2 separate regions of the Homo sapiens genome follow, and region 1 is linked to region 2. Evidence: read pairs that join two places in POLR2A ChIA-PET (ENCODE). Cell type or tissue: K562. All regions are shown on one strand. Links, peaks and the distances in the headings refer to the core of each region. The heading gives the core; the rest is flanking DNA.

Evidence for each region. ChIA-PET counts read pairs that join two places held together with the same protein. Peaks named below come from ENCODE experiments on the same cell type or tissue, not always from the same donor. Only the 100,000 strongest peaks of a DNase experiment are listed, where the experiment ranks them.
Region 1: POLR2A ChIA-PET joins it to region 2 with 5 read pairs; 3 of 35 experiments call an interaction of 5 or more read pairs at or near these places.

Annotation. Positions count from the first base shown.
Region 1 is chr11:75,586,975-75,594,702 of GRCh38, forward strand. MAP6 (microtubule associated protein 6) reads right to left here. Exons shown (of 4, transcript NM_033063.2): 4 at 1-1,210. The coding sequence ends at 85. It overlaps MAP6-AS1 (MAP6 antisense RNA 1), which reads left to right. Exons shown (of 2, transcript NR_145823.1): 2 at 7,127-7,691. Among named protein-coding and RNA genes, the nearest start is that of MAP6-AS1, 7.6 kb to the left of the region's middle. In K562, for the core only: no CTCF peak of the experiment used is centred there; a DNase peak (open chromatin) is centred at 3,067.
Region 2 is chr11:75,452,360-75,460,087 of GRCh38, forward strand. GDPD5 (glycerophosphodiester phosphodiesterase domain containing 5) reads right to left here. Exons shown (of 17, transcript NM_030792.8): 5 at 5,334-5,427; 6 at 4,398-4,457. Among named protein-coding and RNA genes, the nearest start is that of KLHL35, 23 kb to the left of the region's middle. RefSeq lists an enhancer at 3,980-4,578. In K562, for the core only: no CTCF peak of the experiment used is centred there; no DNase peak of the experiment used is centred there.

The DNA of each region.
Region 1 (7,728 bases), core at 1,763-4,262, 130 kb after region 2:
CAGATTAAATATGTGTCTTCACTGCCCCTGGGAGGGGAGCACTCTCACTGTCAGCTCCTTCATTGGTGTGTCAAGGGGTGAGTGTCAAGGGGAGCTCTCAATGTATTCCGTATGGGGGGCAGTTGGGATCATGACTCGGGGTAGAGGTGAGACAGTAGGTAGCTGAGGGTCCCTGGGACCTTGAGTCTTCAGAGGTTCAGGGACTGCAGGACCTTGGTCCTTTGCTGGTACTGGCACCAGAGGATCTTGATCCTTCAGAGGCACTGGGACTATAGGAACTTGATTCTTCAGAGGTTCAGGGACTATACGACCTTGATTCTTTGGAGGCTGTAGGACTGTGGGGCCTTGATCCTTAACTAGTACTGGGAGAATGGGGTCTTGATTCTTCACGGACTCGGGGACCACAGGACCTTGATTCTTTACAGGTGCCACAACTGCAGAATCGTGAACCTTTGCATGCTCTGGGACTACAACATCTTGATCCTTGACTGGCCCTGAGACCACTAAACCTTGATTCTTTACAGGCTCAGAGACCATGGAACCTTGATTCTTTATGGGTGCTGTGGCCATGGCACTTTCATCCTTCGGATGCTCTGGGACCATGGGATCTTGATCCTTGATAGGTGCTGAGACCATGGGACCTTCATCCTTGACAGGTGCTGGGACTATGGGACCTTCACCCTTGACAGGTGCTGGGACTATGGGACCTTGATCCTTGACAGGTGCTGAGACCATGGGACCTTGATCCTTGACAGATGCTGAGACCATGGGACCTTCATCCTTGACAGGTGCTGGGACCATAGGAGCTTGATTCTTCACAGGCTCAGGAATCCTAGGACCTTGATCCTTTAGAGACTCTGGTACCACAGAGCCTTGATCCTTAACTTTTGCTGGAACCATAGGACTTTGATTCTTTGGAGGAACTGGGACCGAGGGACCTTGGTCCTTGACTGGTGCTGAGATAACAGGGCTTTCATTCTTTAAAGGCTCAGGGACCGTGTGATCTTGATCCTTGACTGGTAATGGGATCATGGGACCTAGATCCTTTGGAGGCCCTGGGACCACAGAACCTTGCTTCTTCAGAGGCTCTTGCACCATAGGACCTTGACCTTTCAGAAGGCCTGGGACCACAGAACCTTGATCCTTGTCTGGCTCTGTGGCTACAGGACCTTGAGTCTTACTTGAATCACTGACGGGTTGAGCCAGGCTCCTGCAAAGGAGAGAGAGGTGATCACTGTGAGAGTAGAGCTCAGGCAGGGACAGGGCAGAGTACAGATTGCCTAATAAGTCTTGGCCTAGTGGAGCCTGGGCCGGGCAGCTCTTGCTGGAGAGCCAGGAGAATATGATTTCTGTGTTCTTAGTACAGAATGTGGGCGGGGGTGAGGGAGGGGGGTGAGGTGAAGGCTCAGGAATCAGTCATTCAATGTGCTTGCCAATTGATTATAACCTGCACGTGGCACAGGGGGTGGCACGCTGGTGACAATGGCAGTACTGTAGCTGGACTCGGAGTCATCCAGTAGGCATCCCAGCAGCCCGTCCACCCCACATTCCATCCAGGTCCCTACTTTTTCTTCTAGGATCGTTGGGCCCATCCTGGGAGCCCCATCTCAGCTGCCCACCAGATGCCCCCACAGGCCAGGGTGCTCTTTTCTTGTTCTCAGGGCCTTCAAAGTTCTTTTGCCTCCCTGACTCCCTGACCCCCTTGTTAAGTGCTGGCTGCAAGAAGGGGCAAGGGGTCCATGGCATACCAGGAAAGGAAGCAGTGGGAATGCCCCTCTCTCCCTCTCCTGCAAGGGGAAAAGTATTTTATCACTGACATTGTATAGAATGAGCAGCATATAGTGATAATAAAAAGCAGGCCAGCTATTAGTTTTTTGTTATTTGTTTTTGTAGAGACGGGGCCTCACTATGTCACCTAGGCTGTTCTCCAGCTCCTGACCTCAAGTGATCCTCCCACCTCAGCCTCCTGAATAGCTGGACTACAGGCAGCTTTTAGCTTTATTGCTTTAAATTCTCCATAGACAGTGCGCCCTGTGATTGCATGCACCACTCCCACTACCCCCAACCTTTGCTAGGTGACTCAATGGGACTCCGCTTTCAGGTAGGGATGAGGCCCTGATCCCCTAACTCCATTCCCACTTCTGGCTCTCTCTGCTCTCCTGAGACCTTTGCCCTCACCAACTTCCAGGCTCTTGGGCTTATTTCCCTATAGCCAAGAGTCCCAGTCTTTCATCAGAATCCTCAGGCACTGTTCCCTCGCCTCACTGTGGCCGTCTGCCTCATCCCCTGGCCCACCCACACTGTGGAGAGCGTGTGACAACACTAACACTCAAAGGCAAGCATTGCCACACTTAGACCCGGCCAGCCTGGAGCCCTCTGGTTTAGAGTGCACACTCCTTCCTTGCAGGCCATGTTGGAAGTCGAGAGAGTGGCATTGCTCAGCAAGCATCACAGGCCCTTGCACGCCTACAACACATCCAGCTTTCCGAATGGCTCCCTTTTATAGCTCATTTCAGCAACAGAGCAGCCCTGTGAAGCACACAGGAAGGATTTTCTTACCCTTACTTGTCTGATGAAGAAAATGAGGTCATGAGAGGACAAGTGATGGGGAAAGTGAGGGGACCCCCACGGACTAGCATCTGGATCCTTCCGCTCCTGGATCCTGTGCTCTTTCCCTTAGTGTGCCTGGCACATAGTAGGTGCTCAATGCAAGGTGACTATTACTATTACTCTATTTATTGGGTATAATGATATTTACTCAGAAATCTATAATGATTAGAGGTCAGCACCTAGAGCACCTTGTACTATGGTATTATTGGGTAGTATTATGGTTGTTTTTCTGTTTACTTAGAAGTAAAATTATGTGTATTTGGACTGCTTTTATTCTTCTGTGTTGTCCTGATGCAGAAGCTTTTTACTGTATTTAGCATCCTGAGCCACCCAGGGACTGGTATTTCTCAGCAGAGTCCACACAGCACAGGCAACCTCTCCATCTAGTTCCCCTGGCTGTCCCTGAGCATCACAGTGGAAGGGGCCAGGGCAGCTCTCTGGCTCAGCATGATATGGAACACAGCTGCTCTGGCCAGATAGACACAGTTGGCTGCTATCAGTAGGACCTTAGTGTTTGAGAAGAGAGCCAGGCAAGGCTGTGAGAAGCATGTGGAATCCAAAAATGGCATTAAAATACCTCCAGTCACTGGTGGCTGGTCAGAGAGGAAAAAAGAAAAACCGAATTCAGAACAGAGCCAAGCAGGAAATTGATTAGGTGTATTCTCTTAGATTGTGAAGCGACCTGGGTGGTGTCCTCCCAACAGGGTGAGGAAGCTGAGAAGGGACAAAAGAAAAAAAAGGGAGCTTAACTCCATCTCAGGGGCTTGGGCTGCAGAACCTATCCCAAGGGTAGGACATGGGCCTGGAGTCTCCTGCTGGCCTGGAGGTCACAAAGAAGGCCAGCCCTGCAGCCTGGGCCAGGAAGTACATTTCCTTGGATATCTACAGCATTGGCTCCTGTGCCACCTACCAAATTTCTGTTTAATGGGCTCTTCTGTTTAATGAGCCAGTTGTGAGCTAGCCTCAACTTTGCATGGATACATAACCCCATATTGCTTAGGTTAGAAAACTTTTTTCTTTAGTGGGTATCTTTAATCATGGGAAGGTTATAATTAAGATTAAAATGATGAATTAAATCAAGTCCCCAATATTACTTTTTTAATATTAAGTTTAAGAAAAACCCTGTAATCCCAGCACTTTGGGAGGCCGAGGCGGGCAGATCACTTGTGGTCAGGAGTTCGAGATCAGCCTGGCTAACATGGTGAAACCCCATCTCTACTAAAAATACAAAAATTAGCTGGGTGTGGTGGCAGGTGCCTGTAGTCCCAGCTACTCAGGAGGTTGAGGTGGGAGAATCGTTTTAGCCCAGGAGGTGGAGGTGGCAGTGAGCTGAGATCACACCACTGCACTCTAACCTGGGTGACACAGTGAGACACTGGCTCCAGGAAAAAAAAAAAGAAAAAAGTTTAGGAAAAATGTGCATAGATTTAGTTCAAAGGTATTTGTAATGTTTAAGATAATTTAGCGTATTAGAATGTCTAACAGATTAGCTTTGTAATCCCAATATAAAATGTGTAACGGAATAATTAAATTAGATGTATAACCTAAAGCTGAAAGATATGACAGTTTTACACATTTTTAAACAACGATGGAACTTTTATGACAAGCCAATGGTCACCATATTTTTAATCTTAATTTATTTAAAATTATTCATAATTTAATTTATATTTAGGGTAATTGAATTAAGCTATAACATCCTCCTTAAAAGAGATTGTTACATTTTACTAATTTTATTTTTGTTACTTTTTATTAAGCATTCATCTTTAAAATCCAAGCAGCCTGGACAGTTTTTCTATGCACGAAACTGCACGCAAGGGCACCGTGAAATCCTCACTGACACTGACTGGTCCTCACATGGTTCCAGTTGCCTGCCAGTCTCCCATCTGTAAAGTGCCCCACCTCCTCCGTGAGGCTGGTATGAATGAGGCAAAGCCACCCCCTCAGGGTGGAAGCTGGTTCGTGGCTTGGGGAGCAGAAGCAGGCTGCATTCAGCCCACTCAGGCCACAGGCCAGCTGTCCTTGGGCATGGCCCAACCTGCACAACCAAATCTGGTGCCCTGGGTCAGCAGCATATGTTCTCAAGACAGCATATGCCACGGGCGCCTTCTCCCAGCCTGTGCACCCCGAAAGCACTAACCTCTCAGAAAGTACAATGACCTGCTGGGCTGACCTTGGTTTCTGTGCTGCTTATTGCCTGAAAGGTCTTGGGCAATTGTTTAACCACCATAGACCTCAGTTTCCCCACCTATCAAGTGGGGATAACGATATAAATGTCAGGGATTATTACAACAGAAAATTTTGCTAGGTGGGCGTCTGGAATAACAATTCTTGATATTTTCAGAGTGCTTGGATAGTGCACAAATAAGTCCACTTCTGTAATAACTGTGATAGCAGTTTACTAAAATGCTCATGCGTCTGTTGCCTTATGTCATTCAACCCTCACAGCAGTCCTGGGGGAACCCCATTTTCCCTGCATCATCCTCTCATGCTGTTTTGCACACTGCCAGCCCGGGCTGTCTGTTTCTGCTTCACCCACTTTTCTTTGTCAAGGCCCTGCCTGTCCTTGAAGGCTCCGCTCAGCTCCCACCTCCTCCCTGGTCTTCCTGCCTGTGTCTCTCCAGATTAGTTTCGTTTGCATCCCTGCTGCAGCACCGTCTCACAGTCTCTCTCTCCGCTTTCTCACATATCCCCACTGCAGGCCAGGCTCCCCCTGCTAGACAGAGAGCTCCCTGAAGACAGGGGCCAACCTCCTTGCCTGCAGCCCCAATGCCCAGCACAGTATCTGAAACAAAGAAGGCAAAATGGAAAGATTTAAAAGTTATTGTTGCTGAAAGCTGGTTCATCCTCTATTCCTTAGCCCCTGCCAGAAACTCAGATTCATCCTTGATACCTCCCTCTCCCTCAAAACCCTCACCCCATCCATCAGGTCCCATTGATTTCAGCTCCTAACATTTATCTCTTGAATATTCCCACTTCTTTCCCTCCCTCCCTTCCCCTACCACCTGCTATGCCATCATCTACCTGGACCACTGTCACAGCCTCCTGACTGCTGTCCCCTGTTCCATGTATTCTTGCTCTCCTCCAACCCATTCTTCATACAGAAATCAGAATGATCTTTTAAGAGAGCAAACCCTATCTTGTCCCTTCTTTGCTCACAACCTTTCAATACCTTCTCCTTGTACCAAGAACAAAGAAGAAAATGTGTTACACAGCCCCACCTAGCTGGCCAATCTACCCACTTCCTTACCCCTTCACCCCTCTCCTTCCTGCCTTTCCTGGCTTTCTGTGCCCAGCATTCTGTTCCTTCGGCACGCCCTGCTCCTTCCCATTTTACAGCTTTTGCACATGCAGCTGTCTGCTCCTGGAATATTCTCTTGTTCCCTCTTCACCTGGCTAGTGTTTACTCAGCTGTCATCTCTCAGCTCACTGAAGCACTGCCCTGGGAAGGCTTCCCTGACCCCACAGTCATGGCCAGCCCCCTGCTACAGGCTCTCCTAGTCCCTGGCACTTGCTTTCCTCTCTTATCTCAGCTAATTCCTTGTATTCTTTTGGATTAATGTTTCTCCCACTAGACTGAAGTGTCCAGAGGGCAGGGACCATGTCAGTTTTGCACATCATTGTATCCTCTGTACCTTAAATGAACAGTACCTGAGCCCAGGTGGGTTCTGACTTAATACTTGAGTGAATGAATAAACAACAGACTGTTCTGTGCCAGGCTCTGTCCTATTTGCAAAACTTAATGTTCCAAGGTTATATGAGACATCTTGTCTTAGACACTTCATTTTCTATCCTTCTTCCTGTTTCCATGGAGACAAGGTAATGCCTCCTGAGTGCACACACACTGACATTGGATCCATACTTTCCAGAGTCTAGCAGCAGGATTACTGAGCCCTGTCCTCCACTGGATGGTGAAAGGACTTCACTCCCTCCCACTGATTCCTGCCCTTGCACACAATTCCAGTCCTATAGTCCATCCACGTGGTTTTTTTCTTCCCAGATTGTCTCCTGTTGCACCATCAAAGCAGCCAACAGCTGTGGCAATGCTCCTGGCATAGGGCATAATTCAGAGAGTGGGGAGCCTATGGACCCTGTCCTTGAATCTCCTGCCTTCCAGGGAAAGTGTGGGAGTGTGGGGCAGTGTGGAAAAGCCTTGAGGAAGAAAGACACTGAGCAATAACTATGGGCCAGGCTTGGTGCCAGACGTTTTAAGATCTATTATTTCTCATGATGTAAAAAGCAACCTGCTATAGAGACAGTGCACTGACTGGGCTTGAGGCCCAGAGAGCTGGGTTTGAATGTGAATTCAACCCCCTCCTAGCCATAGGATGGCACTGGGGCACACATCTCCAGGCCTCAGTTTCCTTATCTACAAAAGGAAGATTAGAAGGTCCACCTTCTAGGGAGGATTAGCTTATGTGAATGCTCATGGCATGGCCCCTGGAATACAAGTGATGTTTAGCAAATGTTAATTCCAAAGCGGGGCTTGCTGATCTGGTCCATTTGTCTTGCTCCACAGATGGAAACTTGACCCAGAATGGACAAGTGATTCTCCAGGTCCAGGACTAAAACATGGGCCTCTCAACATCTCAGCAGGCAGGTGGAAGAGATGGAGCAAACTCACTTGGAGCAAAGATGGGCAGGAGGGGAACAGCGAAGCCCAGGCCAACGGCACCACAGGGCCCCTGGCAGAACATGGACAGAGACAGTGTGATTCCAGGGCTCTGTTCCCTTGCTGCTGCCTCCATGGGCCCCGTACATGTGCTCATGATTCTTAGACACAAACAAAGCTCCCAACACAGTGATGGAAATGCAGCTGCCAAGGGGGATTGCCAAGGAAACCATCTTTGAAAGGCTCATTATTCTTATGAAGAATCTGCAGGAGACAGGAGTTCTCAAAACAACTCTCGCTCCGCCTCTATCCTCAACCGGACTCTGTGGGAGTGTCTCTTTTAGTAATTATCCTGTTCTTTGGTAATTATCTGCCTCTCCTGCTAGCCTGTGGGACTGTGTTTTCTTCATCTTTGCATCATGAGTATCTAGCACAGGGTCTGGCTCATTGTAGTACCTGGCAGATATTGGTGGGAAAAACACATGGCTGGTGTAGCTTCTTCTCTTTAT
Region 2 (7,728 bases), core at 3,243-5,742:
GGGGGTTGGGGAAGATCAGTGAGGAAATGCAAGTGAAATGCTTAGTACAACGGCTGGCCAGAAGAAAATGCTTACTAAATCTCAGTGATATCATTTTAAAAAGTGAGCATGATATGGGAACAGGATTATTGTGAGGAGTGAAATGACTGTGAAATTCTGAGTGAAAGGTGCCTGACACATGTGGTCAGCACCCAATAAAGGATGGTTACTGCTGTTATGGTGAACGCAGTGCCTGGCACACACAGGAGGTGCTCAGTGAATGCGCCTTCCTTAAGCTGCTGCTGGAGGGACAGAGGCTGGACACCAGGAAAAACCATAAAGCTGGGGCCAGTGCATGGAGAGAAGTCTGAATTCACCAGGAGAGGTGATGAAGTAGACATAGCAGATGGCAGGTAGAGGCTGATGGAGCCTTGGTAGGAGGCAGAAGCCCCAGCCCCAGCCCAGCCAGTAACTTGCCTTGGGGCTGTGTGGTACCCAGTGCTCCTCTCTGGGGCTCAGGTTGGGTCGCTGACAGACGCCTCCTCTGTGCAGGTCCTGGGCTGGGGGCTGCTGCCACTGAGGCAGGGGAGTCAGGCGAGGACAGAAGAGCAGTGCAGTGTGCTCAGGGCAGCCTGGGGAGGTGTGAGCTGTGACCAAAACACCTCACAGAGGGCGGTGGGTGGGGCAGGAAGGGGGGCATCTCAGGGAAAGGGCCTCCTGTTTACTGTAAAGCTCCCAAGAACCCTTCAGCCTGCTCCCTCACCTCCTGGGTACCTCAATTTCTCCTGAACACTCACCTGGGAGAGATTTCTGGGAAACAGGAGATTTTGGCAGACTGGGGAGGAGGAGGAAGGTCCCCACATAAGCACCAGATCTACTCAGCACCCAGCCTGCTGTGAATGGCTCCCTCTCACCCTGTCCTGAGCATCTCTGTCCTCCCCTCCTCAGGACCCAGGGGAACCAGAGACTCTCAAACTTCATGATTAAAACATACTATAGGCCAGGCATGGTGGATCATGCCTGTAGTCCCAGCACTTTGGGAGGCCGAGGTGGGCGGATCACGAGGTCAGGAGATCAAGACCACCCTAGCTAACACGGTGAAACCTCGTCTCTACTAAAAATACAAAAAAATTAGCTGGGCTGGTGGCCGGTGCCTGTAGTCCCAGCTACTCGGGAGGCTGAGGCAGGAGAATGGGGTGAACCCAGGAGGTGGAGCTTGCAGTGAGCCAAGATCGTGCCACTGCACTCCAGCCTGGGCGACACAGCAAGACTGTCTCTAAAAAAAAAAAAAAAAATACAAACATACTATAAAACTGTGGTCTTTAGAGTGCTATGTTGCTGATGTAAGACCAGATAGATAAATGAAAATAAGCAAAAAATTCATAAATAGATCCAAATACATAAAGAAAATTTAGTATATGATAAAAATAGCATCTCAAATGAATAAAGGACAAATTCTCAGTAGAGAGAGTTGGAAACGTTGGGAAGCCATCTAAAAAGAACAGAGTAAGATCACACTATACCCCAAAATAGCTTCCAAAAAGAGAAAAAATTAAATGTTAAAAACGTGGAAATATATAATTACCAAGTGACACCATAGAAAAATTTTTATAATCTTGGAGTGGGAAAGACCTTTCTGAGTCTGACACAAAACCAAGGAGTCATCAAGAGATGACAGATTCAAGTATGTAAGAATAAAAAAATATATATCCCCATGGTAAAAACGCAATGAGCAAAGTCCAAGGATGAATGACAAACTAGGAAGAATTATTTGCAGTTTGTTAGCCAAATGGCTAATTTCCCACATCTATAAAGAGTTCCTGCAAATGAATAAGCAAAAAGCAATGGCAAAAATGGCAAAAGATATGAAGAGACAGTTTTATAGAAAAGAAAACACAAGTTACTCAAACATGTGAAAAATGCCGAATCTAACTCACCCGAAGGGAAATGCAAATGAAAACTACAGCAAGGTACCACTTTTCACCCATCAGGCTGACAAAAGCCAATAAATCAGCTGATGCTTTATGGGCAAGGGTGTTTTTATAGAACAACTATCCATTGCTAAGAGAGCATGAATCGGAGGCACTTGGCAAGGAGGCCATTTGGCAAGATCAAAATGATGAAAGTACACATTCTTCACCCAGAAATTCCTCTCCCAGGTCACCACCACATCGTCCTGGCAAAAGACAGAAAGCAGCTGGGATGTCGATCCGGTCTATCAACAGGGAACTGGCTAGACGCCTAGGGAATCAGGGAATATCCAGACCAGGGAGCAGGAGCAAGGGATGGATACCAACAGGGATGCTTTAATGCAGCGAAGAAGGAGCTCCAAGAATTCTGTTAAGGTGCGGAACAGAGGGTGGAGTAGGCGACTGTTTGTGTTTAAAGAAAAAAGAAAAAGGAAATGCATATGTACATGTGCATGTGCTTAAAATCTGTCTGGAAAGATAGTGAGGAGACTTTCTTTGTATACTTTTTTGTGCTTTTTGTATTTTGAATCATGTCGATGTATTACATGGTCAAAAGTTAATTAAAGCAAACAAAAAAGAATAAAGAGTCCTTAGAATTTTAGAATCAAATGGCAGAATCTTAGAAACAGAAGAGAATTTCCAGGCCCTGCTGGAACACTCTGAGCTCTGGGGAACTCCCTCCTGGTGGGGCGGGTCGAGCTCTGGGTCAGCTCCACCTGAAAGGACCCTGCTCATGCTGCGATCTCACATAGGGGGCAGAGGGCAGAGGAAGGCACCCTGGGAGCTGGCACCAGCATGGACAATGGGATCTGCTTCCTTGCATTGATCTGCCAGCTCCAGCTGGCTCAGCGGCTCTATAGGCCTCTCCACTAGAATCAAGCATGTGTGACCTTACCTGCTGAGAGCCAGGCATGGCCCCAGAAGGTGACCACAGCATGTGCCAGCCCCACCCGGGGTGCCAGCTGGTGCAGTTCTTTCAAATGCCAGCTTTGCAGCCAGGAGAAGAAACTCCCTCACAGAGGGGATAGTGGAAGCCCAGAGGAGGCCTGTGAGTAGAGTGAGGGCAGGAGGAAGGTGGGGGGACCAGGGGCTGCTCACGGCTCCTACCACTCTAAGACTTCAGTCTCTGGGGTCTGACTCCCAAGCTCCAGGCCCATGTAACAAACCGGCCTCGGTGCCTCCCTGGATGCTCACAGGCACCTCCCACTCCACACAGCCCAACCCAGGCTCATGCTGTCCCCTCTTCCTTTCCTATTCCACATCCGTCTTCTAGCTAGAAGTGAGCCCCTCCCCTTGGAGTCATTCTGGCCCCATCTCATGGGCTCATGGTAGTTTCTGAACATTTCTGCCCTTTCCTAAATGGCAGGCCCACGGGGAGCCAGGCTCTGGGGAAAGGGAGACGATCCAGATGTTCCTGGGAGGGAGGGGCTCTGCCTTGGTCAGCTCGGTACCACTCTGTGCCCACCAGGGCCCCAAGAAGGCCAGGCATCAGAAACACACTTCAGCACTATGCCTGCAATGGACGTAAGGCAGAGAGTTAAGGCTCCGGAATGGGTGAAGCCTGTCTGCTTTGGGCCCAGCCCTGAGGGGGGGCACTGGGAACAGGGAGATGGAGGTTAACTCTGGCCTGCAAAGAGCACCTTGACTGGGTGGGTCGGGGTCAGGGAGCCAGACGAATACTGAAAACACAAAAACATAGCTGTTCAGACATGTAGCAGGGGAGGCTGCAGGGGCTGAGGAAGTCCCGGGAGAGAATCCTGTGTATGTAGGGGAGGTACTGAGGAAGGGGTCCGAGAGAAAAAGGGAGGGCAAGAGCAAAGTGCTAAACGGGGGAAGGAGGCAGACATGCTGGGAGAGCATGAGATGTCTCATGTAGCAGAAGCTGAGGGTGACTGTCCCATGATGGGTTGGGAGATCAGCAGGGGCCAGATCATGCCAGGTAGGGAAGTTTGGGTCATCCTGGGAGCGGTGGGAGTGGTGGAAAGGCTTTAAGTTGGGGAATGCCATCGCCAGATCAGGGTTTTCAAAAGAGCTCACCAAAGAAGGAAGAGGCAGGTGAGACCCGAGGCAGGGCCCCCAGAGGGTGGGTGCCACAGTATGAGCTGTGAGCTCTGCTGGTTAATCACATGACTGCGGGACCCTGGATCTTCCATGTTTAAACTGGGAGACCTTAGGCAAATCACTTAACCTCTTTGTACTTCAGTTTCCCCAACCACAAAATGGAATGATAACAGTACCTACATCACAAGGTTGCTGTAAGGGTTAAGTGAATGAAGACGGGTGAGGTTGTGAGAAAAGTGCTTGGCGCATAGTGAGTGCTCAGCCTTAGCTATGAGAACAATTCTAACGGTGATCCAGGGGAGGGACATGGTGGCCAGGCCCTTCCTCTGCTGCTGCTGCCTCCAGCTTCCCTTGCTCTCTCCCAGCCCCGGCCGAGGCGGCCCTTACCTTGTGCAGCCAGTGCAGGTTCATCTGCTGCCCCACGGCAATGTGACATAGTGCCAGGACCTGAGGAGGGACCCACAGGGTGATTGTCAGGCCCGTGTGGGCGGGAAGGCTTTGCCAGTTTCTCAGACACCCTGCTCCCCACTGCGGCTCTGGGCCTGACCCTGGGCAGAGGCAGCGAACCTCCCTCCAGGCGATGGGAATGCGCTGCCCTCCCCAGCCCAGCCCAGACTAGCCAGCCTGAGCCTGGCCTCCTCCCAGATGATTCCAGGCCTCTAGGCTCTTCCTCTGTGTGATTCCCCGTCAAGAGGTCACTGGGTGCTGCTGTACTTGGACTACTCAACTTCATTCATCAAACATTTTGGGAGTTCCAGTCCCCGGGATTCTGAAACAGACTTGAGCCTGTCCCCAAGGAGCCCCCAGTCCAGCATGGGGGATCCACCTGCATCTCAGTGAGTGGAATATCGGGAGCAAGAGCCTGAAGCAGAGGCTCCTGGAAGAGGAAGCCTGCAGTGGGCCCTCTCGGCCAGGACAGCTCTCACTGGGTCCGGGGCAAACATTCCAGGAAGGGGCAGCCTAGAGAGACGGGCAAAAGCAAGAGGACCTCCTGCTTTGGGGGACCCAGGCCTCAGGTGCAGCAGCCCGAGAGGCCCTGGGCAAAATCTGAATTAATGTGCCATATGTAGCCAACTTCCTACTAGTGGCATGAAATAGCTTCTGATTAGTCGCTATTATAAATTAAGATAAAAATGAAAATGTTATACATATCTTTCTGTATTTTTGATTACTTCCTTAGGATACATTCCTACAAATACAATATTCCTACAAATACAGCTTTCCCCTTTATACCAGGGTGGGACCCTCCATCAGCCCAGCACAGGGCCAGTATCCCTTCCCCTGGGAGCAGGGCCACCTGCCCTCCAAAACAGCCCCATGTACCAGGAGGCCAGCGATGTATGCGAAGGCAGCAGCTGTGGTCACAAGGATGGGTACGGGCCAGTCGCTCCAGTAGCCCATGCGGTTGTAGAGGTACCTGCCAGGAGGAGAGGGGGCAGGGGTCAGACCTCCACCAGGCCACTACCTGGCCCAGGAATCAGGATGGTCTGAGCCTCCACACAGACGACAGGCTGGGCTCAGTGACCAGGCTGTGCCCACCTAGCAATAAGGCTCAGCGTCTGCCTGATGCTCTACCATGCCTGCTCATGGCAGCCACCCGGGGACCAAGAAATGTAAAGGAGAAAATAATGCCCCATAATCCTATTGGCCAGAAGTAATCATTACCAAGGCTGTGCTGGATCTTCCTCCTGTGGGTTCCCCCGCCCCCATGCCTATATGTTTGTATAAACAGCAAAGCCAGGACCCCGCTGCACAAAGCAACACGGTCAGGAGCACAGGCTTTGGAGTGAGGCACACAGGCTGGATTCACATCCCCTCTCGTCTCTGCTTTTCACTGTCTTGTAGGACCTTGTGGAGGACAGGCTTCACTGATTCTAAGATGCCATCGATTGTCACTGTCATCTCAACTTCAATGTTAAGATGTGAAAATTGGGGGTCTTAGAATTGATCGAATGTAATACTTGACTTCTCTGAGCCTTAGTTTCCTCACCTATAGGATGGGGATAAGAAAGTGCCTTTTGAAGCCAGGTGTGGTGGCTCACGCCTGTAATCCCAGCACTTGGGAGGCTGAGGCGGGCGGATCACGAGGTCAGGAGATCGAGACCATCCTGGCTAACATGGTGAAACCCCATCTCTACTAAAAATACAAAAAATTAGCCGGGCGTTGTGGCAGGCGTCTGTAGTCCCAGCTACTCGGGAGGCCGAGGCAGGAGAATGGGGTGAACCTGGGAGGCAGAGCTTGCAATGAGCAGAGATCGCAGTACTACACTCCAGCCTGGGCGACAGTGTGAGACTCTGTCTCAAAAATAAATAAATAAATAAATAAATAAAATAAATAAATAAAAAGTGCCTTTCATGGGGTCTCATGAGGATGAAGTGAGGTGAGATGCATGGTAACTACTCAATAAACTCTCTTTGTTTTTGTTTGTTTGTTTGAGACAGGGTCTCTGTCACTGAGGCTGGAGTGCAGGGATGCGAACATGGCTCACTGAAGCTTTGACCTCCTGGGCTCAAGCAATCCTCCTACCTCAGCTGGGACCATAGGCACCCACCAAAATATCGGGCTAATTTTTTTTGTATTTTTTGTAGAGGCAGGGTCTTGCCATGTTTCCCAGGCTGATCTCAAACTCCTGAGCTCAGGTGATCCTCCTACCTCAGCCTCCCAAAGTGCTGGGATTATAGGCGTGAGCCACCACACCTGGCCAACTGTCTTCTCAACACAAGCATTTACTTATGCCAGTAAAAATCCTGAGAAAATGTGATTTTTAAAATAGCCACGTGGTTTTCCACTGAATTAATGTACCATATGTAGCCAGCTTCCTACTAGTGGCATGAAATAGTTTCTAATTCTTCACAATTATAAATTAACATAAAAATGAAATTTTTATACATATCTTTCTGTATTTTTGATTACTTCCTTAGGATAGATTCCTACAGATACAATTATAGGGTCAAAGAGAATGAATTTTTTTTTTTTTTTTTTGAGACAGGGTCTTGCTATGTTGCCCAGGGTGAACTTGAATTCCTGGGCTCAAGCAATCCTCCCATCTCAGCCTCCCCAGTACCTGGGACTATAGGCACATACCACTGTGGCTGGTGGGATTGAAATTTTTAAGGGGCATGATAGATACTGCTTAGATGCTCTCCAGAAAGAATGAACTACCCACATCCGGCTGGGCGCGGTGGCTCACGCCTGTAATCCCAGCACTTTGGGAGGCTGAGGCGGGCAGATCACGAGGTCAGGAGATCAAGACCACGGTGAAACCCCGTCTCTACTAAAAATACAAAAAATTAGCCAGGAGTGGTGGCAGACACCTGTAGTTCCAGCTACTTGGGAGGCTGAGGCAGGAGAATGGCGTGAACCTGGGAGGCGGAGCTTGCAGTGAGCTGAGATCATACCACTGCACTCCAGCCTGGGTGACAGAGCGAGACTGTCTCAAAAAAAAAAAAAAAAAAGAATGAACTACTCACATCCTCCTTGTACAAAGGGGGAAACTGAGGCTCAAAAGAGGCAGCAACTTGTTCAAGGTCATCAGAAAATCTGAGCGCTGGGCAGCTTCAGCCTGCTGTCATCTGGGACCTTGCCAGACAGCTGGGAAGGGACACCGGGAGGAACCCATGGGGCATCTGCCCTCCCTGGCCCTCATCCTCAGAGTCCAGGGGAAAATCTACTGCCTGGCAGATCACTGAATGCACTCACCTTACCATACCGTTGGGA